2 separate regions of the Mus musculus genome follow, and region 2 is linked to region 1. A link is a loop called in an ENCODE intact Hi-C map of the cell type or tissue named here. Cell type or tissue: heart. All regions are shown on one strand. Links, peaks and the distances in the headings refer to the core of each region. The heading gives the core; the rest is flanking DNA.

Region 1 (15,518 bases), core at 4,105-12,104:
CTCTCTCCCTCCCTCCCCTCCTTCCCTCCCTCCCTCATCATGCACACAAACAAATCACACAAATACATATTTTAAAAATACATACAAGATTAATAACCAAAACACATGGCTGAAAGATTTTCACTTTTAATCTAAAGAGAAATGAACAGCAACGCCACGCTGCTAAACCCAATACTGTTCAGGTGCCATTTGGCCCAAAGTGGCCTAGAGATTCAACAGAATCCTAGTCAAAATCTCAAAGATTCTAACAAGCAGAACGTTAAATTCAGATGGCAAAGCCGAGGACTCAGACTGCCAATCAAACTAGAAGACTCGGGGGAGGGCTGGGGGCTTCTGCTGCTAATGGGTTTCAAGACACAGTTTAGAGTCTGGAAATATCTAATGTAAACAAGGCTGTGGCATTAGCATAAGGATAAGATGTATAGATCAATGGATCAGGATGGAGTCCAGGAATAGATCATATGCATATGGTCAATTGACTTCTGAAGAAAGGGCCAAGGGGAAGGCAAGTTTTCTCAACAGCAGTGCTTGAACAGCCGGCTGGCTGAATGTAATAAAAACAGGCCTCCAGGAAACAGAGAGCAGCAGTACCCGTGCGGTGCCGCTCTGACTTCAACAAAAGGAAATCAGGTCTGATCATGGCCATGCAGTGAGGGACAGTGAGGCAGGACACACACCTAAGGGATCCCAGAATCTGAGGTGCAGGCAAGTGAAGGTGGATGTCCTGGTCCCTCCAGACTCAGAGTGTCCTCCCTGCTGGGACCCTCTCCACACTCCCAGGGCATTCACTTTCTAGCTGAAAGGCAAGAGTCTGGTCATGTTCAAATGCACATTTCTTTTTTTTTTTTTTTTTTAAATTTTTTTTAAAGATTTATTTTATTAATATATGTAAGTACACTGTAGCTGTCTTCAGACACTCCAGAAGAGGGAGTCAGATGTTGTTGCGGATGGTTGTGAGCCACCATGTGGTTGCTGGGATTTGAACTCTGGACCTTTGGAAGAGCAGCCGGGTGCTCTTACCCACTGAGCCATCTCACCAGCCCCCAAAGATTTATTTATTTTGTATATGTGAATACACTGTTGCTGTCTTCAGATCCCATTACAGATGGTTGTGAGCCACCATGTGGTTGCTGGGAATTGAACTCAGGACCTCAGGAAGAGCAGTCAGTGCTCTTAATCACTGAGCCATCTCTCCAGCTCACTGAGCCATCTCTCCAGCTCAAATGCACATTTCGAGTTCGTGAGGCTGATCAGGTTTGGGGAAAAGAAGGATACACGGGGTTGGAACTGTCCCTCCCGGGCTCATGCCCTGGTTGGTGGCATTATTTTGAAGCATGTGAATAAAGACTTTAGGAGGTAGGGTTTGGCTAGGGGAAACAGGTCAACTAGGGGCAGGTCTTTGAAGGCTATTCCCACTTCTGGTTCAAGCCTGTTTTCTCCGCTTCTGTTCTTCCAGGAAGCAAACAGCTTACACAGGTTCCTACCATCACAAGCCAATGTCTTCAGAGGGTGTGTGTGTGTGTGTGTGTGTGTGTGTGTGTGTGTGTGTATAGCCATACGTGTAGCTAGTTCTTAGACTCTCTGGACATTCCACCTCACAGTCCACCCTAGAATAGAGCCTGTCCAGGACAGGGGAGGGTCTCGTTTCATTCTGTGACCTCCAGCAGGCCTCACTAGAGATCCTACAACTGTGTTAGCATCTGTAGACTACCACAGAGGCTTCTGTATGCTCCCCCTCCTCAAGACAATAAGCAATTGCTTTTGACACCACATGCTTCTGCCTATGCCTCATCCTGAAGGTACCATGCTTCCAACGAGGTTCCCAGGCCTCCAGAAATCTCTGGGTACCCTGTCTGCTCTCCACAGATTAACTAACTACCCAACACGTTACGCTCACTCCCTGAGTCTTCCTTGCTAATCTCTCAAGACCTCTGGTCACTTCAGTCTGCAGGTCACCCTCTCCTTTACACAGGTTCTTCCTGTCTTCTTTGCAGCCTCAGGGCCTATTCCAGGCTGCCAGGAAAAGAAAATAGCCATCTCCTCTGCATCCTTGGAATTTGGGGAGCAAGGGAGCTCTCTGGTGTTGTGTTCTCGCCTCCCTTTGACCTCTCACCCTGTCCAGTCAAGTGCTAAAATGAGTGACCATCATCTCCTACTTCCTAAGAGCAAAGGTCAAAACATAAGAGTCTGGAGACTGAGAGATGGCTCCGAGGTTTAGCACACTTGCTGCTCTTGCTGAGGATCCAGGTTCAATTCCCAGCACCCACATGGTGACTCACAATCTTCTGTAACTCCTGGAGCAGCCTAGGGGATCTGATGCCCTCTTCTGGCCTCCTTAGGCAACAAGCATACATGTGCTGGACAAAACACACATGCAGCAAAACACAAATGTACACACACACTAACACTCACACACACATTGAAATAAAGAAGTAGATGCCAGGGTGGCCCTGTTATAGTGGCACTAATATTCACAAACCAGAGACCAACATGTCCGGCCCAACACTACTCCACAAAGGGGTGCGCCGCCTCTCATCTCCCCCCACTCTGCCTTCATAGCAAGCAGCACCCTAGAAAACAAGGGGTTGAGTGACCTGCTAGCCTCCAAACCTTGTCACCTCTGGCTCCTCCCCCCTACACTTCCTTGAAGCCTGCGGTTGCCACACTCCCCAGACTGTTCCAATCCTTCTCTCTGTGCCAGTCCAGGCCCAGTGTGGAGCCTTTCCTGGCCTACGGCTACCAGGGGTGCCTGTTCTCAGGGACACTCATTTTCCTCCTTTCCCCTGCTCCCTGCATTTTCTCCTCCTCCCCCCCCCCCCCGCCCCCCCCCCGAAAGTCCCGCTGCAGCTCTCAAGTCATCTTCCTGCACCACAGCCCTGAGAATATGGGGAGGCTTTCTGTGTACTTGGCCAGTCTGAGCCTTGGTTTTCTTCATCTCCAGGGTCTGTGAGCCCCAAGACTGAACACAGTGATAGACTCCTGCTATGGGGCACATGCTCAAGAATAGAGGCTGCCACTGTTCTCATCACATGTCCTTTTCCAAACCTTCCCTTGGCTCCCTGTGCCGCTAGGGACACTCCTCTTGCCTCACTGCCAACCTTTCTGTCCATACCATCTGCTGACCTGGTTACATGGCCCTCCCTAGTTCAACTCCTTCATCACTAGGGCAGGGGCTACGACATCACCAAGGCAGCCCCTGCCCACAATGTGCACAGAGTAGGTAGTCAACTGAGTGCTGGTTACACATCTAGCAGTCCCTGATGGGAGGGGACATCATGGAGATAATTCCGATCCCCACGGATGTCACACTGTACTTACACATCAGTATGACAGAGTTGTGACTGAGACAAACGAGTGCTAATGACAATACACACACTCAAGTCTGTGACATATCTATCCTACATTGTCACAACTAGGTTAGGCCTGCTTTGGAGCCCAAAGATGTCCAATGATTTGTCTGAGATCACACAGCACCTCAGTTACACTCCTGATTCAAGTCCAGTGTCCTCAAAACAGAAGTATAAATAAATAGAAAATCAATGATGTCTAAAACAAGTCCAGATTGCCAATTTATTGATTTTTAATTTCTAAACCTCTACTCCTCGGGGCAAGCAGGAATTTAAGGAGTCCCACTGGCCTGCCAGCTTCTCAGGGTCTCAGCCCCTCCTTCCCTCCCGGGAGCGGGGAGCGGGCACGGAGCCTCTCAGTCCCATCTGCCTGCCTTCACTATGCTTTTCCATTTCACAGTCATGTCAAGCTTCACCTCCAAGGGCCACAGAAAAAGAAACCACACAGCTCGGGTGCTGACAGCCCTCTCCTGTCTGTCAGGAGAGGGAAATAAAAGCTAACAAGACCTCCAAAGGCAAAATCCCCAAACTTCCATTCAGTACCCAGCAGCTGTCAAAGAGAACACGGGGCTCGCAAAAAAAGGAGAACCCACCCCAAACGAAAAACACAGCTGCTGCAGGTGTGAGCATCGCAGACAAGCAGACCAAGGGTGTCACAGGCACCCTCGGTACCCCTGAAATGGGTAGGGCCTGTCTAGACGGAGGAACCAGGCCCAAGCTCCTTCCCCCATTATTATTATTTAGAGGGCTGTTGAGATCCTCCTGCCTCCTTATTTATGCAATCAGAGGAAATCACAGCACAGACCTACTTCCAAACTCAAGGCCACGTGGGCCAATTTCAGATGGATAATTAAATATTGAACAAACGCTGAAATGCCTCTACTGGATGAGAATAGCTAAAAATAGCCAGCCACCACTCTGAGAGCGGTACCTGACACTTGGGCAGGCATCACAGCCGCTCCTTCTCAGTGCCCCCTCCCCGCACAACCTCCCAGGGGCCGGGGCCAGGGCCGGCAAAGCGGAGCAGGGTGGGGGCTGACTCCCTAAATATCTCCTGAACAGAAAACAAGACTTCAGCTCCCAGCAAGCTCTGAATGTTCCTGACCAGGAAATACTCTCCCTTTCCTGACATTTAAGCAAGTGGCCCCAGAGGAAGTCACTGGAGAAGTGTCAGCCTCTGCTTTTCTTTTTTAAAACAGTCAAAAGGCTTCAGGTCATTTCTATAGCAAAACACGCGTGTGGTCCAGGATGTGGAGGAGTCTGAGTCGAGACACAGGGTTCCAACCTCCATTTCTTCCACCAGACCCAAAAAGGAGCCCAGCTGCCTAGGATTCCTGCAATGAGCTAATCCAGGAAAAAGCAAGACAGAGCTAACATGTGAATAGATGCAAAGAGATCTAGGGTCCAGTTCTAAACTGCAGCTCTTATCAACATTTGCAGGTAACCTTGGTAAGTGGCCTTGGTGCCGGGAGGGAGCCTCAGTTTCCCTATTGGGGATATAGTTGAGAGTGAACTAAGTAAAGGGCTCCAGCCGCTCCTGCAGCCACTGAACAGCGCAGGCTCCTCCTGACTGTGTGCGCTGCGGGCCTCAGTGGGCACAGAAGTAACTAAAGATGTGACAAACTAGGTGCCCAGGACTCAAGCTCTACCCTGACCCACAGAGGTCAAGAGCACACTGGTCAGACCAGTGCTCAGTCGCACCAACCAAGGAGAGGCCGGGGCTTGCGGTGTGGTTCTAGGGGAGCTTTCCAGCTCTGTGCCCCCACCACCAGTTTCATATTTTACTTCACCAGAGTTCAGGCTCCCTGCCTGCAGATGGAAATAACAATGGCCTACTTTAATGAAGGGTTGAGGAGTTAGACATGGGACATAAGCAGGGGAGACCCTCAGCAGGGCACCCACATTCGGATGGTGAAAGAGGCTACCTAGTTAGTGAAGGTGATGAGGACAGGCAGGAGAGCAAAGGCCAGAAGGCTGACATTCCAGCAGATTAGCCGGGCCTCTGGCTTCCCCCAAGGACCTAAAGAGCTCTGCCTAAAGATGGAGTGGGGCGCAGCATACCCGCCTGCCTCTGAGGAACTCACCTCCCACTGTACACCGAGCCATCCCCACTGAAATACTTAGAGGACAAACTGGGCTGACGTCCTGAGACTTGAGACATGTGACCTGCCAGTCAGACAGGTAGGGGCAGCAATGGTGGGTACAATCTGTATAGGAAGAGAAGCCAACTGGAAGGAATGGTGGCTCCACACGAGTGCCAGCAGGGCTCTGGCTTGTAGGAGATGCCAAAAGGCCCTGGGGGCAATAGTCTGAACCTTCAAGCTGGACATGCCTGAGTCCAGCTGGGAGCCTGGGAGCTGGGTGGACCATGTGGCCCCCCAAGTACTAAGAAGTACCCCTGGGAACCAATGGTATGCTCCGGTCCTTATCTTGCGGGAGACCTCTGAAATCCAATTTGTTGTTTATCTTCTCTCCCTCCCTCTGTTCCTGCTGAGGTACACAGACCCTATGGTGGCCTTTGGCCCCAACTTCTCTATCTTGGGGTCTGGCAGGCTCACTCCCTTTTTGGGGTGCGGATGAAAAGTGTTCTGCGTGCTTTGCTTCAGTTTGCAGAGTGCCTGGTCTGTTCCAGCAGTGAACTCGGAGCTCACCTGAACACATCAGATCCACAGCAGTGCTAAGGTTGCATACCGGTATCATCTTCACTTTACACAGGAATAAACTATAGGCCAGAGATGGAGAGCCCTGCCCGAGGCCACACAGCTCGGATGGTGGAGCCCAGCTCTTCGAAACCCCACACTCTGGTCTCTGCCTTGCTATCCCACGGCCAGGCAGAGCTGGAGGTCAGGCTTTGGCTTTCTCCCATAGTGCCCCAGCCCCAGCCTTCCTAGTGGTGGAGGATGGGGTCCCTCTCTAACAGCTGCTCCCATGAGAAGTCAATGCGACAGGCCACACAGGCACAGCCATGCTGCCATCTGGAGTGCTGGTAAGCCTGAATCACACACCCAGCTCAGCAATGGTGTGCGGCACCCATCTGGACTCCAAGGGTAGATGACCCAGATGCTATGCTCTAGGCTTTAGTGTGAGAAGCCAACACTCCAGGGGTCAGCTCCAGACCTTCTCAATATACCTTCATTCTTCAGAGCATATTGAGGGGTTCCTGGGAGCCCACTCCTGACACCTCAAAGATGGACTCTAGGAGTCCTTGCAAGCAAAGAGGCCCAAGTAGGGCTGGGACACACAGCAGCATTCCAGGAAAGTGAAGATGAATGTAGACGCTGAGAAAAAACCTGGTCGCACCAGAAGGAAGTATTGGCCAAATATCTGGCACCTGGTAAGGCCTAGCATAGAACAGCTGTCAGGACTGGCATTCAGAAAGCCCCAGAGCTCCCTGGGCATTAGTGTGGGCACCCAGAGTGCCCAAGCTTATGGGGCAACAGTACAGGATCCCTTGACGGAAGGGAAGAGGTAATGAGCCTGGAATGGACCCAATGTTACCAACCAGTTCATACAAAGTAGACCGAGGACTAGCCTTCTCAAGCACTAACCACTGTACTGTCCGGAAAAAGAGCCCTGGGTTCCAGGGCCCTCGATGAGCAGGTCTCTCCAGCAAGCAGGACTCACTCCTGTTAAGTCTGGAACAAGCACCACTCAGCTCCATATGCCCTGTGACGAGGCTTGGATATTCTGAATGACAGGACAGGCTTACCTAGGTGAGAGGAGTGCTCTATTTCTCTAAGGAAGCTGCTCTTTCTCCTGATACCAGTAAATGGGGAAGTGAGGTACACTGACAAGTAGATAAGCCACCCAAATCCACAAGCCAGGCTCAGAACCACACAGCACAGTATGACTCTTAGATGTCTCCATCCCTCACTGCTTCCACACAACTGCAAGGCCCACCCCATCCAACCTTCAGATAAGGATACCAAAGCCAAGAAGAGAAGACCCTTCTCAGTGGCGCACAGTGCATAACCCTGGGATGCTGGAGACACTGTCTGTCCCTCACAGCCTTGCCAAGAACAACATGATGCTCTCGAGGGCAGTGAGCCCTCCCCCAGTAGGAGGCGGTAGCTTAGCTAACTAACACCTTTGCCTGGCCATCTGTGGGTCTCCACAACCAGCTACCAACTCCTCCGGGCACTCTCCTGTTTCTGAACTCAGAGCCTATGTTCCTTTCCCCTCCTTGCTGAGGACAAAAATGAGGTGGGGCACAGATGGAGCTGGGGGGCTGCCACCAGCCCTGTAGGTAAGGCTTCCATTAGGGGACCAACCCCTAGCCATGCCAAAACTAACACCAAGATCAGAAGGGAATGGTTCAATACTTCAGGGTGGCTTCCTAAAAGGAGGCACACCCTGATCCAACCTGCCCCTGGGTCAGTGGAAGAAGGACAAGGAGCCCCTGGCCCCCTGCACGCTGACCCGCAACTCTGCCCACACCCACAACTGGTCACGACTGAAGGCCCCTTCTCAGGTCCACACTGCTGTCTCTGTCCTCCATGCAGGATGAACTCGCTCTACAGGACTGCTGTCCTCTGCTCCCATACAGGATGAACTACACCAAGGGCTTTTTCCTTTTCCTTCTCTGGCATACGTACAGGCTGTCCCTTCCTGCCTGCCGGGTAAAGGACAACAGTTCACACCTAACTTGTCTGAGCTGCGGGCACAGGCTTCTAGCTTCCCAGGCAGGACCCTGTTGCCACTGCCACTATTTCTGAAGCTCAGAGAGACAGCTGGCAGAAAGACAGTTTTCTCGAAGTAGGACTTGGACCTAGGGCCGAGTAGGTCACTCCCAGCAAAGCAAATCCCAGCAGCTTAGCAGACACATTCTCAATCAACGTCAGCTCCTCTCTGAAACCTTCCTTAATTTCCCCAACTAGAATTCCCATCAGGGCTGGTCTAACCCCTGACTTTCAGCAAACCGTGAGTTCCTTCCAAGCTAGCACAGAGCTGGACGCAGCTGGGAGCCAAGCTCAGACGAGTCTGATCCATTGAACATCGATCGCTGCTGGCCTCATTCATTAGCTGACAAGGAGGCAGAGCTCTGCTCCTCTGGAGCCTCTACAGTGGGCACAGAAGAGGGCACCATCATGCCAGGCACCAGAGCACAGGAAGGGCAGGAAAGGCCCTGGGGGGCCAAACCCCTGAACCTTCATCCCAAACCCATCCTCACACCAAGAATCTGTCACAATGGCAGATTCTTACAGCTGAGAAAAACAAAGGCTCAGGAAATGAGGCGATTCATGCTTGAACCTGGGTCTCTGGTTGCCTAGACTAGGCACAGGAACTAGCCAGAGGCCACTTCAGCAAAGGCCGGGATATCACATGCTTTGGGGAATCCTCAAACTAAGTTTACAAACCTGTGGGCAGAGTCAGACAGCTTAAACTTGAACTCTGTGCACAGGGAACTCAGTACTTCCTAAATAAACCCTGTACATTGTTACTTGGCTCTACCGCTGGGGCCGGAACGTCTTCTCCATTCTGGGGGGAAGTAAACTAAAGCCTGCCTGCTTCACTGACCCAAACCTAAAAAATAAACAAGGGGCCACTCTCACACCTCTCCAGGCAGGCTTGGCACATTCTGCCTGTGGTGAGGCTGGGCCGGGGCCAGGCTTCCCATGCCCCAGATAACCTTAGGATGTAAACTAAGGCAGCTTCTGCATCACAGACACCTTCAGTGGGCCTAAGCCACCGAAGCATTATGGCCTTACACAACCCAGGCCTGGCAGAGTCTCTGTGTGGAGCCCCTGACCCTACTTACTTACCAGCCCAGCACAAGTCAGCATGAAACGTTAGGGCCTCTCTAGCTGAAGATCTTATTACTGGCTCGAAGAAAGGCTTGCATTTCTCCCTCCCCATTTTGAAAGAAGTACCCTTCCAAGGACCACTCAGAGTGGCTCCAGGCCCCTACAAACCTGGCTCTCCCCACAGGAAGCCCACTCAGCTCTCCATCCAAAAGATGAGGAAGCAAGACAGGACTGGAAGCACGCTAAGCTTGAGTAGCAGACAGTGGAGGCAAGTCAGGATCCACTTCGACTACTTTACTACGGCCTGCGCGCTGAGTAAACTGATGCACAGTGGAATGGGATTCGGAACTCAGAAGTACGGAGGAACTGCATATCAGACCGACCCCTTTCTCTTTGGTCCTGATATAATGGGAAACATTAGGGACCCCGCTTTCCCCCAAGAGGAAGGACCCTACAGAAGCTGGGGCAATGGGGATGGGACAGTCACGGTAGCTCCAGATAAGGAGCCATCACCCATTGACACAGGAGCCTCAAAAGCATCCGTTGGTGGTGCGGGGTTGCGAGGGACTAAGGGTCTGGGGTCAGGGTGGCGCCTACCCCTGGCTGGCCGGGTCCGGCTGCGGGAGCGGCTCCTCTGTCGCTGCAGCCGGGGCCGCCGCAGCAGCCGGTAGTAGTAGGATGGCCTCCCGGTGCTCTTCCTGGCGTTGCCGCCGGCGGACATGCTGCCGCCCGCCGGGCACCGGGCCAGGCCTGGGCGCTCACACGGGCCCCATCGGCCGCTCCGGACCGCCCGGCGGGCGCCCCGCACTCTCTCCCGCGCTCTGGTGCAGCAGCAGGCAAGACCAAGGCTGCCCTACAAAGTAGCTCCAACTCCTCCTCCTCCGCCGCCTCCCCCGCCCCGCCCTGAGCAGCCGGCCCCTCGGCGGGGGCCCGGGACCGGGAGGCTGGGCTGGCACCCGCCCGGAAAGTCAGTGCGGGCAAAATCCTGGCCTGGAGTCGTCCGGGCGACGCGGCCCGAGAGTGCCCCTGTCCCGTCCGAAGAACCCCAATAACAGCATATACCCAACAGCCATGTCTAAACTCCATATCCAACTTGGGGTGCCTGGAGCACCCTATCCCGCCACAGGTGCAGTGGTGCATGTATATATGCATACACACCAAGGCTAGGCACCTGAAATTAGAGTCTGAGGAAGGGGGTGACTGGACTGAAACATGGCCAGACCAGAGCGCCCCACAAAGCTTTGCACCTACCCCTCAGTCAGGTCGGAGTTCTGCCTGTCTCTGTTGCCTAAGATACTTAGCTACTCTTTACAGAAGGCAGTCTCCATCTGATAAAAATATGACTTTCATACCATTAAAATTATTGTGTGCATTTCAAGCGCACATAGAATACAAGGCACACCTGTGCAACCAGAGGGCTTTGCTAAGCCACTTTGCCCCATCCCCCACATAAACCACCAGAGGTGCCTGAATTTTCCCTCCCCTCTGACATTTTTAGTAGCATTAGTGAGTTTCTGAAGGTAGTAAGATCTCTACCCTACAGTGGGAGTAGAAACTGAGGCTTGGGAAAGGAATGACCACCTGCCTCTACTACCACAAGCTGAAAGACTTTCTCCAAGTCATTCTGCAGTTCCAGAAACTTCCATGGCTCCCCCGATCATAATAGCTACAAACCCAACCATCTCTCTTTGGTATTTGAAGCAACAGAAATCTTGCAAAAATCAAATCACTGGCAGCCTCACGCCAACCACCCATCCCCCCCTCAACCCTACTTGCTGCTGGCTCTCATCTCTGTCCTTCTCTTAAAATGGCCAGCAATCTGCCTGCCTCCTTTTCCCCTCCTCTTAGGTCTACCCTCCTGGTCCTAGGTAACCTCCATTTCTCTCCCCTCTCCCCAAAGCAACATTCAGACCACACCACCTACCAGTTCAAGTCAGATGGGGAAACTGAGGCCCTAAAAGATGTGTGCTCAAGTGTGTGTGTGTGTGTGTGTGTGAGAGAGAGAGAGAGAGAGAGAGAGAGAGAGAGAGAGAGAGACTTGCCTCGATCACACAAAAAGTACAAGGGCATATGGTCTTGGCCAACGGTTGTTGCATGAACTCTTATGGGAAATGGGACAGGCTAGACACTGGAGGAACTTACGGCAATCTCGAGTGGGGTAGGGTAGCCTAGGTAACAATCCAGGCCAGGTTTTTCTCCTCACAGGGGAAGCCCCCTTCCTGGCTCCTCAGTCTAGGAGGGAGGGCCTCCAGGTCAGTGGAGAGGATGGGGGTGCTGGATCACAGCTGGAGGCCAGGCGCCATCCTGGGACTTTGGAGGGTAAGGGGGGAGGGCAGGTCTCCAAACCTAGCTGCAGAAGGGTCCGCTGCCTTTCAGTCTTCTGGTCCCACTTCCCATAGCACAGGCCAGCCCCACAGGAAGCTGAAACAGGGTTGCCAGCCAGGGGACTACTGGGATACTACTATAATAATCTGCACCCAGTCACCAGATTCCAGGCCCAGTTGTGGGCAGAGTCACCCTGCTACACCTTAGCATTTCGGGGGCGGGGCAGGGGTGGTGGTGGTGGTGGTGGTGAACAATCTCCACTGCCATCTTTGCTAGTTTTAGAAGCTGAAGTCTCCACCTGCAAAGTTCTGGTGTCCATGCACCTGACCCACTTACCTTCCCTCTGAGCCTGTGGTCGGGGCTACAGTCCAGAGGCTGCCAGACTAGTGCTGACCAATGCTGACCTGTGGAGATCAGGCTCTGACCTAGCCCACAACAGGCAGCCATCAGGACTGTCAGGACGTGTGTGGTAGCCATGGAGGAGCAGGTCTAAAGTTTAGAACCCCAGTATGCACACAGCAGGATTCTAGAGGTTCAGCCTGATCTCCCCTCAGTCTCTCAGGTCCCCTATGCCTTAGTTTCCCCGCTACAAGGAGACACTACAAATCTCCCACCGGCTCAGAGTCATCCGGTGAACCACAAGCTAAATTCCTAGCCTTGGGAAAGGAGTCCTCATTACCAACTGCCACCATGCCTGCACCTCTACAGGTCATGGTGGGTGCTGGGGACATTTGTGCTGGGTGTTGAGAAAAAACTGGTGGCCAGGCCAGAGCTCAGAGGCTAGGGAAAGACCTGGCTGCCTGCCAACCCTCCTGGTCTCAACCCTGGAACCACCAGGCAGACAAAAACTGCTTCCTGCATCCCAGAAGAGCATCTGGAACCAATCCTTCTCCAGAGCCTGCAGCTTCAAACTCCTCCTGTGAGCAGGACCCGTGTGGTCTCCTCCCCTCTAAAGAGAACAGCCCCCACAGGCAGAGACCAGACTGGAGGAAGGGCACCTGAAAACTGCCCACCTCCTTAGTGGGACTGTTTCCTGAACTGGCAGAGGACTCCCACCACCCAGCAGGGAAGTCCTCAGGGACTGCCTAGGGTGGGTAGATGATAGGCCTCCCAGCCCCCCACCCGCAATCCAGAAGCTTGGATACCTAAAGAAACTCTGGCCCTGTACTGCCACCCTAGCCCGCTTCCAGAGGGACTCCTGGGTGAGGAGATGACACACATCTCTCCATCGACTGGGTGCTAGTGCAAGACTGTAGTCTCCAACTCCCCCAGCCGATAATGCAGGCCTCCCATAAGGTGCTCCGTGGAGTAGATATGGATGGAGCCTAGAAATGAGCCCTCTCAGTGAGTGCCAGGCTGGAAACAGGACACCCAATTCAGATCTCACACAGCCGCACCACCCTTTTCACCCTCCCTCAAGAGACCCACCAGATGGCGCAGAGTAAAGGCCATTGCTGCCAAGCTTAGAGACCTAAACTAGATCTCTGAAACACCCCCACCCTCACCCCCGCAATAGAACCAACTCCTGCAAATTCTCTGACTTCCACACCTGCAGTGGCATGCATGGGTCCATACACACACACACACACACACACACACACACACACACACACACTTATGCACACCATGAATACACGTAAAAGGAAGAAGAAGGAGAGAAGAGACCCCGAGGCACTCCTAGAATACCAAGTTCATCATCACAAAACAGCCATCCCTCTTCCCACCTGCCTCCAAAGGCTCTTTGCCACTTGCCCCCACTGATAGAATGACTGCCACCAGGCTCTTGGGGGAAGCCCTAAAAGGAATGGACAGAAAGAATCTATTCCTTTCTGGACAGAAAACCCGACAGCAAATTGCACCCCACCCGCAAAGAAGAAAGGACGATGGCTTTAGAACTGAGCTAAAAGGCGGAGCACACTGAGCGGCAGGTCAGGGCCAGCTCTGAAGAGGAGCCAGCCCCTCACAGTCCTGGGTCTTACTAGGACATTAAGATTGAAGGCTAGAGACAGCAGGGGAACATGTGACCAAAACTACCATCAAAAAGCTTAATAATGAGCTGGGTAGTAGTGGCACATGCCTTTAATCCCAGCACTTGGGACGCAGAGGCAGGCAGATTTCTGGGTTTGAGGCCAGCCTGGTCTACAGAGTGAGTTCCAGGACAGCCAGGGCTGCACAGAGAAACTCTGTCTTGAAAAACAAAACAAAAAACAAACAAACAAAAAACAAACCAAAACAAAAGCTTAATAATGCCAATACTAGGACAATGGAATGCTAGGACAAATCACTGGGTATATCAGAACGTGCAGCAGAGGGACCTGGCTTTCACAGGGGATCATTTTGCAAAGAGGGAAACCCTGCCACCAAGAGGAGGTTCGGGGGCTGGAGAGCTCTGCCCAGCCATCAAGAGTGTCCGCTGATCCAGAGAGCCCACACAACCATCTATAACCCTAGTTCCCTCAGACACCAGTCATGCATGTGGTACACAGTCATGCAGGCACTCCACCATACATGGAGGGGAGACCAGAAACTGCAGGGTCTGTTGCTCAGGGTCTGTTGGAAGATGGAGTCTGGATTTATGCTAACTGTGGTAGCTGACCCAACCTTAGCATCCACAGCAGATCCTGCACTCAGCATCCCTCACACATTCAATCATTTGGTTTCCCAGTGACCCTAGCAGGCTGGTTCTCTAAAACAATGTTGGAGACAAGAGAAAGGTCCTTGAGGTCACAGGGCTTGCAGCAGGACCTGAACCCAGTGGAATAAGACCCAGTCGAATAAGACGTATGTGCATGAGGGCACGCAACAGCCCAGGTCTTCCCTTCAGAGCTAGCATTTTCCAGGACAGACCTGGGCACAGAGGAAGCGAGTTTCTCACAGCGCCCACTCCAGGCCCCACACAATGGTGTCTGGAGAGCTCAGACCTGTCAGGTTTCCTGTCTACACCAGGGTAGGCAGCACTGACCAGGGGAAGTCCCTAGGCAGGCAGCCCTGCATACATCAGTCTCCTAGGCCAGGGTCTACCTCTAACTCTTCAGAGCCTAGGCAGGGTCTGGAGGAGGTGCCCGAGTGCTCACAGTTAAGGTCACAACCTCCCCTTCAGGATGCTGTCTATCTAACAGGCAATGACGGTTTCCTGCATCCACTGTTTACTCAGGAATGAGGCTGGACCAGGAACAAGAACTCTGCTGGAGACATGACGGAGAAGCAGAGCCTGGTTCCATCCGCACACAGGAAGGCACAGGCTATGCACCGAAGGAGGCTCTGCTTCAGCACCCTAAGCACCCACTATGTCCCCCAACTTCTCTCCCAAAGAGCCACCCACAGACTTAATGGCCTCCTTTCTAGGAAATGGCTGATACAGAGCAGGTAAGGTCCCAGGATGGAACAACCCTCCCCCTCTCCATACAGGAAGAACTAGGGACCAGCTAGGCCTGGACTTTGGAACTCACACAGACAGGTTGCCTCAGGAATATGAGGGCCTTTCAAACAAGTTGCCCAACACTGACCAGGGTGGGGTTCTAGAAGAGGCCCTAGGTCTAACCAGAGCAAACTGACAGGGTGTGTGGCCTCTGTCATTATCCCTGAGCCTCATGGAAACGACCATAGCTAGGGTGAACCCACACTCCCAAGGCTTTATGGGTATCTAAAAACATTCCCCTGGCTCTAAACCACTTCCTAAACTCCTGCTCTCCATCCCTGCCTATCCCTGTCAGCAGCCCACTGTATGCCTATCCTAAGGTGCAGAAGGTAACTGCACGGTGATTGGACCTGGAAGCTGAAGCTCCCAAAGGAAGGCTCCGTTTAATCTACAGGCACCAAATCCAACACCCAATCCCCAGTCACTTAGGGATATCTACCCTCAGTTCACCCATACAGCAGCAGGCTTCAGTCTCAGTGGAGTAAATGACCTGCCCACATTGGGCTGGAGCTTTCCCAGAGGACCCCCCTCAGCTACCCAAGTTGCTCTTCATTCTCTGGCAGAACCAGAATGCTAGCAAGTGATGCCAGGCTCCCACTTCAGAAGCACCCCCAAAGCTCAGGCTTCAGTCCTATGGCCCAAGAGAGGCTGAGAGTCACTCTCCACCAAAAGCCCTGGCCCTCA
Region 2 (15,518 bases), core at 4,601-12,600, 180 kb after region 1:
ACTCCTCTTTTGGGGGCCCACCCTTGATTTTTCCTCCTGTATTAGTCCACTTTCCACTGTGACAAAACCAAGAAGAAAGGCTTATTTGGGCTCATGCCTTCAGCAGTTTCAGTCCCTAATTGCTTGACTTGGTTGCTTTGATGGTAGCGTAGCACAGGATAGAGCAACCCACGTTGGCTGATTCCTCCTCTCCAGCCTCGGCTCCAACCTTGTATTTTGCAAGAAGACAAGGCACCAAGCTCATTGGATATTTTGATCTTTCTAAGCACATGTGACTTTCAGGGCTCTGCAAAGGTTATACTTTAGCCTAATTCTTGACCTCTGTCCCGCATACTCTGACTTCTGCTCCAGCCTCAGAAATTACAGCAGTTCCTTGGGCCCTCTTCCCCTGCTTACAATGTTCCTTTACTTCCTCCCAAGTCTACCCTCTATAGACTCCTACTCATCCTTCAAGACTCAGTTGAGCCGTTGCCCTTTCTCTGACGTCAGACTCTGCATTGTGTTGTTGGTGGGGAGTCTGGCATCCTGCAGGGTGGGCCTCAGCTACATGTCTGCCAGGGGTCACTGTTTCTTCCCTCTTGAACTGTGAGCTGATAAGAGTTTGAGAATTCATGGTTGGCATGCGTTATAGACCACAGAGTTCTCTGGTTGGCACACACCAGTGTTGGTGTGGCCTGTGGAGACCTGCTTTGGGCCTTTGCTTGCCCTTTTTTTTTTAAAAAATTGTATAAGAGTTTTTGTTAACGTGTGCTAAGTGCGCTGTGTGTGTGCCTGGTGTCTGCAGAGGTCAGAAGTAGCTATTGGATCCCTTGGAATTGGAGTTATAGACGGATGTGAGCTACCATGTGAGTTCAAGAAACAAACCTAGGTCTTTAGAAGAACAACACATGCGCCTAACCTCTGAGCCATCTCTCTAGCATCATGCCTCAGTCCTTGACGGCTATGAGATCTGAGTCCTGCTCCATCGGTTGGCTACTAGGAACGTTGCCTTCTCTCCTGAGAGGAGGCTGGTGGGAGGGGAGGCATTGGGGAAGTGAAAGAGTTGTTGAGATTTAGGCCAGACTGGTCACCATGTAGGCCAGAAAGGTCACCATTTAATATGCTTACTTACCCAGAATTATTTCTGAGAATCCTTCTGGATCTAAAAGAGGAAGTAAGGATAGATTGTCCAAGTCTCAGCCAGGGCTGGGTTGATCTGGTGCCCAATCTCCACATGGAGACTGCAAAGCTTGGGGTGCAGACATGAGAGAGGCTGTGGGACTCTTCTGTGGAAGCATGGCTGTACCCAGAGTGAGCTGGGGTAGAGGGGGAGCATTTAAACCAAAGAGAGGCCTGGAAGCTGAGGGAAGGGAGGGCTTGGTGCTTCTTAGAGGCTGGAGAGTGACAGGTCCTGGAATAAGGAACTCACCCGACTCCCAATTGATTACATGAATCTCGGGGGAATTGGGGAGGAGTCTCAGAGTTGCTATATCCAGAATTGTCACAGTGGACAGTTCTAGAAGTGAGATTGTGTAGTCCTGGGAGGACAGAAAAATAGGAATTATTTCTCCATTTTACCTGTAGGCAAACTGAGGCTTAGAGTGCTCATGTCTTGGCCAAGAATGATGAGTGAAGTGGGAGAAGTGGGTCATGCAAGTCAGATCTTGAATTCCAACAGTGCGTCTTGGAGCCCCTGGTAGCTCCAAGGAGAAAGCATTCTGGAGACAGGTGCTGGGTCTTAGGGAACTGGAGGAGACTCTTGCCTGGGGCAGGGGGAGGGGGAGGGGGCGGGGCTGAAAATGCTGGAGAGAGAGAAGTTAGGACTAATCCTGTCACACAGCCCCTGTGTTCTTCTCACACATGTTCTTGCCTGATAACAGGCCACCATACCTAGTTTAAGAGGTACTGAAGATCTATCAAACCCAAGTCCTCTTGGATGTTGGACAAACACTCTGCCAACTGAGCTACAACCTAGACGCTAGGACTTGTTCTTAATAAGCCTTTCATTATTATAAGCCCGTGGGTCCCTCTTCAAGAGCTTTGCTCATGATTCAGTGATCCCTTTGGGAGTCCAGTGACCCCTTCACAGGGACCGCCTATGACCCTCAGAAAACAGATATTTACATTGCAACCGTAGCAGTTGCAGATGTTCAGGTATGAAGTAACAATGAAATGATTCCCATGGTTAGTGGCCACCACAACACGGGGAACTGTATTAAAGGGCTGCAACATTAGGAAGGTTGAGAATCACTGGTCTAGATGCTTTAGTCTGGGCTGTACTGCAGTCTAGGCCACTGGAAAGGGGGCTGTGTGCTGAAAGTGAGGTAGCCATACCCCACTTGGTTCTAGTGGTACTGGTTGGGGTGTTGTGGGAGCCTCAGTTTCCCTGTCAGCTAGACAGCACAGGGCACAGATTGATCCGATAATCTCCCTGAACAGCTAAACAAAAGACGGAGGGAAAGGAGTCCGAACCCACAGGAAGTGAATTCTCAAAGCAAAACCCACAGAGAGGAAGTGCTTGTTATTCCCAGAGGAATCCCAAGTTGTCAGCTTGTTCTTGACTGTAGATATGAGGAAGCCATCTTCTAGATGTACCTGCCTGGTGGTTTACTGTGGCTCTGCCAGGCAAGCAACATTTGTACAATTTCCCTCAATCCATTCTTGAATTTGTTAATTCCTTCTGGGTTGATGGAGCCCTTACCAAGTACTGGGCTCTGCACCTGCCTGTGGAGAGGTGAGAATTTACCTAGGGGAGACCATACCTAGATGTCTTGAGTGTGCACTGAGTCTCCTAGGGAATGTGAGACAAGTCTTGGCCTCCTCTGAGGTGACTAGCTGGCTTCCTGCAGATGTGGTCTTCACACTGAGAGTGACAAGGGATGTTCCTGAGGCAGAGGAGCCCTCGGTGAGAGCCGACCCTCCAGCCCTTCCTGTATCTGCTCTAGGAAGCTGAGAGCTCTGTTGGCTGGAAGGCAGAAAGGAAGCCAGAGGAGGCGGCAAGCCTGGTACCGGTCAGCTGCCCAGAGCGGTATTATTAGGGTTAGCAACATCCAGAGAACAGCTGCCTGCCTTCCCCCTTCTAACAGAAGTCGGTGAGTGCTTATGTGGAAGTCCAGATGTCCCTAGGAGGAACTTGTCTGGCATCAGGTCCGGGAGAAGCGAGGACACTCGCAAAATCAGCACTTGGCTCCCCAAGCATAAGAGCACAGTCTGGGGTTGAAGATGGATTTTGATGGATCCTTAGGAAAGTCTGGTTTTGTGTGTCAGACAATATAGTGCAAAGGAAGGCTAAATAATATTTCTAAATACAAACAGGACTGAGTGTGCTTGGGACGCCATCTTTTATATGTTCCAAATTTTCAAAAATTACCACAGAGGTGCTCCGTGGCTGAGTCCAAACACCAAGCACCCCCGAAAAGGTGCACCATTCAGAGACTGTGGCATAGATAGCAGAGGGAGACTCCAGCACCAGGGCAGAGAAGGAATGAATCTAGTCTGCACAGGACATGGTGACTTGCTCAGTGTGATGGTCCACTGCCCTCCAGCTGCTTCCTTAGAGTTCAAGGCCACTCTGACTGACCTGGGCTGTGTCCCTTTACATTCATGTGCAGAAGTACCGGAGATGCAGAAGGGGACATTTATCTGTTTTGTTCTTAACACCAGCTGGGCAGCAGCCATGTCTATCAAAGGTACTAGAGGCGAGAGCTTCATGGAGCTATAGATGTCTGTGGTCAGGGAGGTCCCGGGGAGTGTTGGGAGGGAGGGGCTATGTTAATGAACCTCAGAATTTCAGTGTCCCCAGTGCGAAATGTTGCAGACTTTAGACATAGAACATCAATGATGTCATCGTGGTGGAGATGTAATAGTCACCAAAGACCCTGCTTTTATATCCTGGTTTCAAGGAGCCTTCCAGACTTCCCACCCTCCCACCTTGGCTCTGAGCTGCATCTTTCCTTGAGGCTCGGTTTATCTGTAAAGGAGAAGGGTTTGAGGATTGACACTTAGTGTTTCCTTCAGCTGTGAAATGTCTCTGTGTCTGATTATCGCCAGGCTGAGCCTACAGGAGCAACTCTTTGCTTTCTTGACTTCCCCCCCCCCCCTCAGGGTGTGACAGCTGAGCAGCCACAGCAGTCAGGGGTGAGAGGATCAAGTGGCATGGTAGCATGTTGTGTGTTCAGAACAGGCCAGAGTGGAGTCCTGCGATGCAGCTTGGGCCAGCACCTCTGATTCACTGCATGTTTGATTTTAAGTTGAGTTTAGCTCATTGTGTGTTCAGAGCCTTTCATTGTTGCACATAATCTATGGCTCATTCATTCGGAAAGGCACCATTACGTGGGGCCACAAACCACCATGTGGTGCTGGACCACCATGGATCATGTTCCACATCTGGCTTACCAGGAAATGGTTACAGTGTTATCTTGAGTGAATCAAGGCTTGTGCTCTCAAAAGGCGAGGTACAGGCTGCTTCAGACAGCCCTGGCTGAGGCTGTACTTCCAGGAGCCGGGACTGCAGTCGTTGCTGTGGAATTGTCCCAAGGATTCCATTGAGTGCTCAAGGCAGCTGTTGCCACCATGAGGGTAGGCTGGTTAATAGGATGACAGTCACTTTGCTCACAGCAGCCCTGGGAGCAAGAGTTTGAAGGCTGTTAATTAGGGAATCAGGGTCTTCTCTTTAGGAGCAGGAACATCAGAGGAAATGCCTGCAGTATAGCAGAAAGCACTCAGTAGCACTGTGACTTTGATGAATTCTTTGAACAGTGCTTAATATTTGCTCAGCATCCCAGGGAAGATTGGGGCCCCTTGCACTGCTTCCAAACAACATATCAGAGACCCACAACTGAGTGACCTCCAGGAACAGGGAGGTACTGATTCTCGGGACAGGTCATTTTCTTCCTCCTGACCAGCGGCTATTGCATACTAAATTCAAAATGGCTTCCCTCTGGTGCCCATGGTTAGTCTCGGCCTAACCTCCTGAGCTGTGGTCAGAGGGAGCAGACCTTCTCAACAGTGCTGGGCCTTCCTTTCTTGGAGCCAGCTGAAAATAAATGCAAGGCTGTTTCCTTTGTTGCTAGGCAAGATGTGCTAGGGTCAGGGGACAGGTGATCAACCTGGGTGCCTGGCTTGACAGAAACGACTCTGACTTGAACCCACAACTCACTGGGACCCGAGAGTCAGAACACAGCCCTGCTAATTTGCATACTGCTTTTTTCTTAGCACTCAGGGAACTGGTGTTTTGGTTGTTACAGTAAAATGACTCAAATTTCAGGATTCTGTGGGTCACATGGCGAGGGCAGCTGCCCGGGGAAGACATGCAACCTCCCAGCTTGCTTTCATTTTCTCTTCTATCCCTGCAGCAGGTAGAGCTATGGCTGACTCATGATGGGGGCTGCGCTAGGGCAAATCCATAATGACTGGAAAATAAATATAAATCGAAAATTTGTTGAGTGTGGCTAGCTAGAGGAACTCCGGGCTCAGGGCCCTATGTGGAGTATGTGTAGGGTCTCAGTTTTTTGATTCAGGATTGGGGGTCCAGCCACTGCCCAGTGTCATGATAGGGTATCTTACTGCATACCATTCACCTAGAAGAGATGCAGATCTGAAATGCAAAGTGTGGTTTCAACAGCACAGGATAGCATCTCTACCATCAGAAAGTTGAAAGTTTTAAGTCATCCATCATACGTCTGGAAACCTCTGGAATGGAGGCTCTGCTGTCTGCCGGTGAAAAGCAGAAAAAGAGGTGTTGTCCCCCTCACTCTCCAGGCCTCAGAGGTAAAACATGGCTCCCTCCAGACAGAGGCTGGCGTTCACTCTGTTGGGACTCTTGGACCTTGTAAGGTTTGAAGCAGAGAGGTTTGGAACGGAAACAAACCCGGAAGCAGTGCCTTTGGCAGCCGGAAGTCACTCTGCCTTCCCGAGCAAGAGTCTACAAAGTCCACCGCAGCCTCTCCATACCCAGCAGCCAGCCCCCTCATCCTGGTGCTCTGGGGCCGTGTCTAGGATTTCCTGCCATTCCTCCCATGCAGTTTCCTTTTCCTGCTCTGCTGGGCTTAACTTGATGTTCAGATTTGCTTTCTCAGAGGGATGCCACTTGGGACATGGTCTTCACTGCCCGAGATCTGCTCACTGCTTTTGCAGATGGGCAAGCTTCCGGCGAAGGAGGTGGTCCAGGAACCAGATTACTCTCTCTATAGCTCATGCTTACCTTTACTCGTTCTTCATGGCAGTTACCATGCCGGGGCCACGTTTGACATCTTTGCCTGCTCCTCATCCTGGCAGCTAAGTGACAGGGATGGATAGTGCTCTGGCTTTACAAAGGGGGAACATGAGATACACAGATTAAGGAATGCTCTAGAACCACATGGGAAGAAAGGGGGTTGGGACTAAGACAAGGCAATGAGATGGTGCACACAGCAGAAAGAAGACCTCCAAGCCAGCAGGGAGAAAGGAAGTCCAGCCTACAAAGGGGCGGGGCCTCTGAGGTCATGGGGCCAGGCAGAGCTCCTTAGTCCTGAGCCCCTCCACCCAGTCTCCTTTGGTCATTAAAATACTGGCCCCAAATTGTTCGTTCTATGCTACCAGCCTCTTATGAATGGGTGAAGTGCGGTGGCCAGGGAACCCTGAAGAGGAGGGTGGTGGCCTGGGGCCCGGTGCTGGGGTTTAGCAAAGATGGCAGATGCTCTTTGGTCCCTTTTAGGCAGCTTATGCCACAGAGCCAGCTACATACTGCTTGCCCCACTATGCAGGTCACACTTCCTGTTTGCCACTGGGATCCAAGTGGAACTTTGAGTGAAAGATGAGAGGGTGGATAGAGCCTCCTAACCAAAATTGCACCAGTCGGAGGTGGAAAGATACCAAAACAGGCTAAACTTTCCTTTCGAAGCTAGGGAAACTGAGGTGAACAGAAGTTTAAAGCGAGTGAGAACCTGTCCTGGCTCCCATAGTTTGCCAAAAGTCCTGATGTGAGATTATGAAACCCTCAGATGAGTCCTCGTTTCCACATTCCACAGCTGAGGGGTTGGGGCTGGCACAGGTGTCTGTCTGGGCTGGGAGGAGTCTTTTCGTGAGATGAGCTCTGTGAACAAATTATTTGCAAGTCAATACCAGCAAGCACACTTGAAGCCACCTCTCCTGGCAGTTTATATCTACCACGGGAGTGTGTGTGGGGTGGACATCAGGCAGCGCGTTGCACGTGTCCAGACAGCGGCCTGAGCACAAGAGGGAGTAACCTGGTGAGTAACTTCCTGGCAGTGAGTGGCAGAACCCTGGAGGGTAAGGAGGTGGTGACTGGGTAAGAGGGGAAGGCTGACTTAGTATCTGCTGCCTTTAAGGCAGCTTTGGTGTTAGCCTGCTACCCTGCACTCTGATTTAAGGGAGGACGCAGGGCGTAGCCTCATAACTGAAGAGCAAAGTACTGCTTAAGGCTTAGAGTACTAAAAAGTGCTGCTCCTCCCTGGTGCCACAGTAGGGTTAGAAAACCCTAAAGCAAGGTGAGAGAGGAGGATCAGATGCAGCGCACATGCAAGGCCACATACATGCACCCCCCCCCCCCCCACGCACACACACAGATACACCAAGATAAAAACACATGCATGCACAAACACCGCAGAAATCACTAAGGTTAGCTGTCTCTTAGCTGACCTTGAGCAGTGTGTTAATGGCCTGGAGCCTCTGTGTATTGGCTCCATGGAGGCTGTTGATGAATGACACACGAGCAGGATCTAGGAAGAGACTGTAGGCTGCTCTCCTTGAGCAGCCTACAGTCTCAGTGAGTGTGGCTGTGGCTCTCCACTCCAGTGCTTTGTTTTACTTTCTGTATCCCTATAACCTGACACCAGTGGAGTGGCTGACTGTATTTTGGGAGCTTTCCCTCCCCCTGGTCACCCATGAAGACTATGTTTTAAAGGAATATCCCGGGGCTTACCCCCACACACCAACCCGGCAGCGTGGCACCCTTCTTCCCATTAGAGCTCTTGAGGACACCATTGCACATCGGGGGATCCATGTGCAGCACCTCAGACTCTTCCTGGCAAACAGACAGTCTGTCTGCCTTCAGTGTCGTCCTCTTTTAAACATTTGTTCAGTTTATATGGCCTAGAGCAGGCTGGAGGGGTGGAGGTCTGCTCTTCATCTGGGTTCCATCCCCATACAGGACCTGTGCAGATGCAGAGGGGACAGAAAGTGACCGACAGAGTGGCTTTCCGAGCAGCAGTGAGTTATGTCCTGCAGGGAGAGGGGAAAAACAATCCCCGTTGGCACCCAGTCTCTACACTTCCCCTTTTCCTCCTGGGTTTGTGGTTAAACTTTCCAAACCAGACAGCTTCGGGGGAGGCTCATTAGAAGGCTTATTTTGGTTCCATTTTTATTTGAAATTTACTTAAAAACAGCCGAGAACCGGAGGGTTTAGACAGGAAGACCATGTTGCTTGCTGCTCGTTTCTGTTGGTGCAGCAGCTTGGACTGCGCTGCCCTTGGCGTTGGTGATCTTGGCTTCTTTTGCAAAGGGATGACAGAAAATATGGCTCACGTTTATGCAAAGTCAACACTGCTTGCTCTGTGACTTTTTATTTATTTCTATTTTAATCTTTTGAGTGTTGGGGAAACATCTAACTTATTTAAATACATTTTTGTCTGGTTACAAAAGTCGTATGTTCTCATCACAGACTGTGCCAATGCAGCGAGCAGAGCGGAAGCCCTGGCCATCCTTCCACAGACAGAGAGGCTCCCTCCTCCCTCTGTGGCCCCATTTCTTCTGCTCATACCTCCTGCTGGTCAGTTTCCTTTGCTTCCAGGCCGCGCCTTCGCATTAGTGTTAGCATTTTAGGGGATAACATGAGGGAGTTGTCCAGTCTCTGCATCTTCCACAGGGCTTGGTACACAGTAGGTACTTCATAATTATTTATTTCTTGGAACAGGATCTGGTGCATTTCCAGTATTTAGAGAACAGAAAAGCCCAGATGGGCAGGTGTGGGAGATCACATGATCCCTCAGGTACCTGAGGGTCTCAGGACTCAGCACTGATTTTTTTCTGACAAGTCCAGCAGTCTGGTGAGATTGGGGAGATACTGTTCTGAGATGATATCACAGCATCTGGTTGCAGCCAGGAGTTTCCCAATATTTGTAGACTGCTGCTGCCTGAGAGTCTTTTGGGCACCTGCAGTTTATGTAGTAAGTTCAGTCTAAAGTGCAGGGGACACTCAGCATGTGAGTGCCAGCACACGGATGCTAAAAGCGTCTGCAGGGATGCCTACCCTGAGATGGGTTCTGCCAGTGTTGTGTAGAGAGGTAGCTGCTATAAGCCATCCCTACCGCATCTTTGAATCAGCAACTGGTACTTCCCAGTGAGCTTACTGGATGCTGAAAGTTGAGTTTTTTATTGAGGAAGCAGTAAACATGGCAACTGTGATTAGTGTTACAAATGGAATGTAATTGCTTAAGTTCAAGGTCAACCTAACTGAGGACGGGCTATAGTAGGAGTCCCTGCTTTTTATAAATTGCTTTTAAGCCCAGCAGGGTAGCACACGCCTCTGATCACAGCACTCAGGAGGCAGAGGTAGACTGTGAGTGTGAGGTCTACCTAGTCTATTAGTGGGTTCTAGGCTAGCCAGAGCTACATAGTGAGACCTGTCTTTTTTTTTTTTTTAATATATTTTAAAAAGTTGAATTTATTTACTTGTAAAAATCTACTTCTAATTGTTCTATGACCCAAAGGTGGGGAAAACATTTATTTATTTATTTTATTCTTTGTGTGTGTGTATTTGTGTGTGTGTGTGTGTGTGTGCACAAATGCAGGCACCACGGTATGTGTGCAAGTGGAGGTCAAAAGATAACTTGCAGGAGTCCAGGTACAGAACTCAGGTTGTCAGGCTTGGCTGCAAGTGCCTTGGCCCACCAAGCTGTCTTGCAGCCTCATCTCCACTCTTGTGTGGAGATGGACCATTTACCCTGGAGCAGCTAGGGACTCTGGAATCTCAGAGTTGGAAGAGGACAGAATCTTCTTCTGTGTACCTTGTGTGTGTGTGTGTGTGTGTGTGTGTATACATACATATATATATATATATATATATATGATTGTGTGTGTATGTGTGTGTGTGTGTGTGTGTGTGTGTGTGTGTGTATAGTAAGCAGGCAGAGAGATGAGCTGAGGCATACTGAACAGCAGATGAAAGAACTGATGCTTGAGTGCTCAGGAGCCCACCTGGCGAACGAAACCTGAGTTGTCAGTGAAGAGCATTTGCAATGGCTGCGGTTACTATAACCATCCAAATTAATGTGATCATATAAGCTACAGATCCTTGGTCTTCAGACGTTTACAACCTGAAATGGGGGAGGAGACAGGTGTGGTGGTTGCTGAGGGAAGAGGTAAGGGATGCTAAATTAATGCTTAGCCAGGGGAATAATTCAGAGAGGGAAGTTCTCCATGCTGACCAGGCCCAGTTGGTTCCGGCTTTGACCCTGATGGACACAAGTGTGCTCTGAGCTTGTTCCCCTCTCTGTTGGACGGGGCTAATGGAGTGTGCTCCTCGGGGGTATTGGGTGCCCCATCCTTCCCTCAGTCAGCAGGTTAGGTCATCAAGTCATCCTGGATCAGTTGGGGGGCTGGTGAGTACAATCACCTTCTTGGATCTGCTCCGTGACACAAAGAAGGTGAGCCCTGGAAGCGGGCCAGGAATTGAGCTCTTGCCATGAAGGCAGAGAGAGCTGGAGATATAACTAGTCAAACAACCCTGAAAAGTCCCCAAGGTTGGGTGTTCCTTTTTGCGTCAAGCTTGCTGACGGCAGCTAAGGAAGCTGAAGACTGTGTTGGGTCCTCCACACAGGGCAACCTTTTTGCTCAGAGGCTGGGGAACTGCAACCAGAGAAGAAAACCCCAACATTGCTTCTCCGCAGAGAAGAAAAGGTATTCAAGGGCTGTCTGCTGACGCTTCTGGTGGAACAGAGGCCTGAAGCTGGGTGTAGGAGAGGTGACCATGAAGGGGCCAGTGGTACCCACTAAGAGGCTGAGGACCCTTGAGGGACCTGTGGGGAAGGCAGAAGCAAGGAGACAGAGCTGGGTTTCTAGATGATTCCGTAACCCCAGCTGTGCGGTGGTTGGTAATGGAGTACCTATTTCAGGTTCTCACAGGGCAGCACCTCACCTGCCTTATCCATGTGTCACTGAGAGTGAAGCTCACTTTTGCAATGGCCTGTGCTTTCATTAGAGAGCCCAGAACGGGGCTTGGGGGAAGCAGAGCTATGTGGACATTTCTGGAATGTTTCCAGACAGTTGAACATGTTTAGGAAGCCAGTCCCCAACCCCCCTTCCTTGTTCTCTGTGGTTTCCTAGTTTGTCTCATGGGGCAGTTTGGATGGCAGCATCTTTACCTCACGCCGAGTTGTACTGCATGCATGCTGCCCTCCCTTCCTCCACGCCTCGGTTTACTCACGTGTAAAATGGGGTAGCTCAGAAGATTGGGGGCATTGGTTGAGAGGGAAGGAATGCAGAGTACAGGCCTTCAAGGTAGCCTCAAAATCCTCTTGAAATCCACGGAGCTCAAAGTGAACAGGTGAGCAAGGTACCGATGAGGGAGCCTTTGTTTGGACACTCCCCTCCGCAGGGCGATGGGTTACCTCAGGGCCCGTTTTCCACTGAACACGGAGATCCTTGGGACCCATGAGCTGTGTCATTGTCGAGCCTGACACTTGCTAGGTGTTGGTCCTGGTACAAAACAAATATTTACCTGACAAATGAGTAAGCAGACCAACACTTAGCCTCCTCTGATTTGCACCAGTGGCTGGTCAGCTTTATTTTAAAAAATTATCATTTGCTAGACAAGTGCTCTACCACTGATCTCTCCCCACTAACCTTCTTCCAGATTAAATATATTTATGTGTGGCGCGCGCGCACACGCGCGCGTGTGTGTGTGTGTGTGTGTGTGTGTGTGTGTGTGTGTGTGTGTGTATAGTTGAGGGGAACGCTGTGGGAGTTGGCTCTCTCCTTCCACCATGTAGGTCCTGGGAATTAAACTCAGGTCACCAGGTGTGAACAGGTTCACTGAGCCATTTTGCTGCTTCTGTTTGCAGACTTCTTCTTCTGGGATATGAGCAGGTAATTAAGAGGTCCTGGCTTTGCCTGAACCCAGCATGCATTCCCACCAAGTCATTCAGGACAGCCACCAGAGTCCTTGGGGTTTCCTGCTGTGGGAGCCATGGCCCTGCCGCCATCCAAGGCTGTGGTCAAGGCTTGGGTAGGGAAGGTGATTCAGAAGTGTTCTGGGAATCGCTCAGTCCATGCCAAGGCCGGGCTAGCTGTTTTCAGGCTATGGGTACATGGTGGACTCTGGAGACACACAGAGCAAAATGTGCCAGAGTCTGTGAGGGAGAGTTCTGGAATAATCATCAATGTGAATGGAGAAACTGTTGTTTATTGGGAACTGGTTAAAGGGACTTCTGCCAGCACTTCATGGGTGCCATCTCTTTCCGGTGTCTGAGAGAGTGGCTTTGCAGGCAAGCAGGAGAAACCAAGTGTTTAGAGTTGCCTGAGGTCATTCAGTCAACACTGCAGGCTCTCCTGTAGATGTAGGCTCTACGCCTGGCAGATGGGGAGGTAGGGACAGTTTGTTCCTTAGGCACAAGGGACAGTAACACAAGCTGCTGTTCCCTAAGTACTTTATGGGTTCCATGAACTTTACAGATGGATTTGTTGATCTTGGTAATTCAAGGACTAAATGACTTTTTAAAAATCGGTTATGGGGTCTTGCTGCGTCGCTCAGGTTGACTTGAATTCCTAGGCTCACAAAATCACCTTTTAAAAGCTGCTGTGATTATAGATTTGAGCCACAGAGCCTGGCTAAAGCATCCCTCAGTCTACTCCATCTGCTCTCCTCCTGCAGTGCTAGGGCTCCAAGACCTCACTTATGCTAGGCAATTAAGTGTTTTAGGGCACTCTATTACCCCTGCTTTATAGGTTAGTAAACAGTCTCAGGGAGTGCATGTCCAGATCACAGGGCAAGAAATGTTCCAGTCCGTGAACAAGAGCTGTCTCATTTCAAGAACAGACAGAAAATAGCATTCCCCAGTGGCCCGAATTTGAGTTATTTTGTTTGTTTACTTGCTTGTTAGTTTGCGAGGGCATTATTTTTAAACTTTCTGCTAAAACTTCTTCTATTAGATATGAATTCCTGAAAGCATTTTTACGCTTGAGTCAATTCATTATAAGAGTTTGAGAAAAATATAATAGGAGGGAAAAAAAAATCCAAGACAGAACAATCTCAGGATTTTCTAGTAAATTCTTAGATTTGAACACCCCTGGGCCATACACGACTCACTTTGAGTCAGTTTGTCTGTCTCCCCCCTTTCGAGCATCAAGTCAGGCAAGTCGCAGAAGTTATAAGAGAGAGAGGCAAGGACAGCAGAGGTGCAGGAGGAGTGAGGTGGGAATGTATAATGGTTAGCGCCTCTCACTTTTGAGTCAAGATCTCCTTGTGTAGACCAGGATGGCCCCAAACTCAGTGGTCTGCTGGTCATTGCCCCTCAAGTGCTGAGATTCCAGTTGTGTGCCATCATACCTGGCTGGTGATGGTTAATTGTGACTACCAGCTTGATGGGATTTAAAATCACCATAGAAACATGCCTGTGATTATGTCTAGGAGGAGGATGCTTCCAACAAGGTTGAACTGGACATGGAAGAGCTACCCCAACTGGGCAGCACCATTCTGTGTCCTGGAATCTTAGACGGATGACAAAGGAGAAATCAGGGGCCAGAAGGCTCAGTGTTTAGGACTGCATGCTGCTCTCACAGAGGACCCAAGTCAGTTCCCAGCACCCACCTTGGGCAACTCACAAACAGTTTGTAACTCCAGCTCCATGGAAACCGGCCACCTCTGCCCTCCAGGGATATCTGTCATGAGTGTACACACACACACACACATACACACACCTAAAAACAAAAATAAATTTTCCCCTTTTAAAAAATTCAGCTAGCTGAGCATGGGGGTTCATGTCTGTGGTTGTAATCAGTGACAACAGACTGCCTTTCCTTGCTTTTTGGTAGAAGACAAGACAACTACATTACTCCAAGAACTGGGCCTCTGTGCCACCATGGGAAGGACTCTAGATTTCAGCTGCCATCTGAAAGGACCAATGGGTATTAAAAACAGACCCAGTCAGGTGTGCTGGTACAGACCTGTAATCCCAGCACTTGGGAGGCTGAGGCAGGAGAGTCACAAGTTCCAGGCCAGACTGAGCCACATAGCCCTGTTTCAAGAACTAAAATACAGCCTGAGAGGACCCAGTCTGGAAGGGTACCCGGAGATGACACCATTGAGTCACACTTTACTAAACTATTTTCACGGAGGGGGGTGGGGTGGGGGGGGGAGGGAGGGGCAATTTTGGGATATCTCCTCCATCTGTCAGCTGACTCTCAACAGGAATAAACCTGGGCAAGTGTCTTAGTCAGGGCTTGTGTTGCTCTGATGAGACACCATGACAAAATGCAAGCTGGGGAGGAAAGGGCTTATTTAGCTTCCACTTCCAGATCATAGTCCATCGCTGAGGGAAGTCAGGACAGAAACTCCAACAGGGCAGGACCCTGGAGCAAGAGCCGATGCAGAGGCCATGGAGGGGTGCTGCTTACTGCCTTGCTTCTTATAGCCCCCAGGACCATCAGTTCAAGTATGGCACCATCCACAGTGGGCTGGGCCCTCCCCACATTAGTCAATAAATAAGCAAATGCCCTACACCTGGATCTTAAGGAGACATTTTTTCAATTGATGGTCCCTCCTTTGAGATAACTCCAGCTTGTGTCAAGCTGACCCAAAATATCCGGCACTCAAGGCATCCCTGAGGTATGAGTGGAAGAAACTGTTATGTTCAGTGGGAAGGGTGGCGCTCATGTGGATATGAGGAGTTCCTGGCTCTGGGGCCTTGCCCATGTTACCCAACCTCTGAGCTGCAATTTCCCTGCCTGGAGAAATAGGCAGGTTGCCCAATGGCTGTGGTGAGGGTGGAATGAGACCATTATTGAGATTGTCTTGGGGCTGGAGAGATGGCTCAGAGGTTAAGAGCACCTGCTGTTCATACAGAGAACCCTGTTTGATTCCCAGACCCCCTTGGCAGCTTAAAACTATCTGTAACTTCAGTTCCAGGGCATTTGACCACTCTTGGATTTTGGGGACCACACACATGTGCAAAACACTCATGCACACAATTAAAAACATGTATGTACATACATATATATGGTGGGGAGGGGAGGAAGAGAGACAGGTTTGGAGCCAGGGTGGCCTTGAGCTCACAGAGATTGGCCTCCCTTTGTTTCCAGAGTGCTGGCTTGAAGGGCATGCACCACCATACCTGGCTTTTATTTTGAAGCATCTTGTGAAGATGAGCAGTTCCCCATTCCTGAAGGCTTCGATCAAGGGGCTTGGGAAAGAGGGTTAGTGGAAGCCTGGGGGGACTGACCAGTTACCACCCGCATAAAAAACAGGAGAGACTTAAAGCAAGGATGGTGAATGGACTTTTTCCTTTTAGGTCATCTAGAAGGCCCTGCTGTTTTTCAGCTAGGGG

What was found. Hi-C counts contacts between places; a loop is a spot of excess contacts. Peaks named below come from ENCODE experiments on the same cell type or tissue, not always from the same donor. Only the 100,000 strongest peaks of a DNase experiment are listed, where the experiment ranks them.
Region 2: a loop joins it to region 1, with 1.8 times the contacts of the local background. A loop is called at or near these places in 1 of 42 quality-filtered maps.

What each region holds. Positions count from the first base shown.
Region 1 is chr2:35,616,454-35,631,971 of GRCm38, reverse strand. It overlaps Dab2ip (disabled 2 interacting protein), which reads right to left and starts at 9,991. Exons shown (of 16, transcript NM_001114124.2): 1 at 9,689-9,991. The coding sequence starts at 9,812. In heart, for the core only: a CTCF peak has its summit at 7,406 (motif pointing right); DNase peaks (open chromatin) are centred at 4,511, 7,391, 7,921, 9,981 and 2 weaker places; H3K4me3 peaks cover 6,392 bases; H3K27ac peaks cover 7,811 bases.
Region 2 is chr2:35,437,386-35,452,903 of GRCm38, reverse strand. The region is part of intron 1 of Ggta1 (glycoprotein galactosyltransferase alpha 1, 3); the gene reads left to right. Among named protein-coding and RNA genes, the nearest start is that of Ggta1, 16 kb to the left of the region's middle. In heart, for the core only: a CTCF peak has its summit at 8,763; DNase peaks (open chromatin) are centred at 5,983, 6,463, 7,893, 7,993 and 3 weaker places; H3K27ac peaks cover 2,782 bases.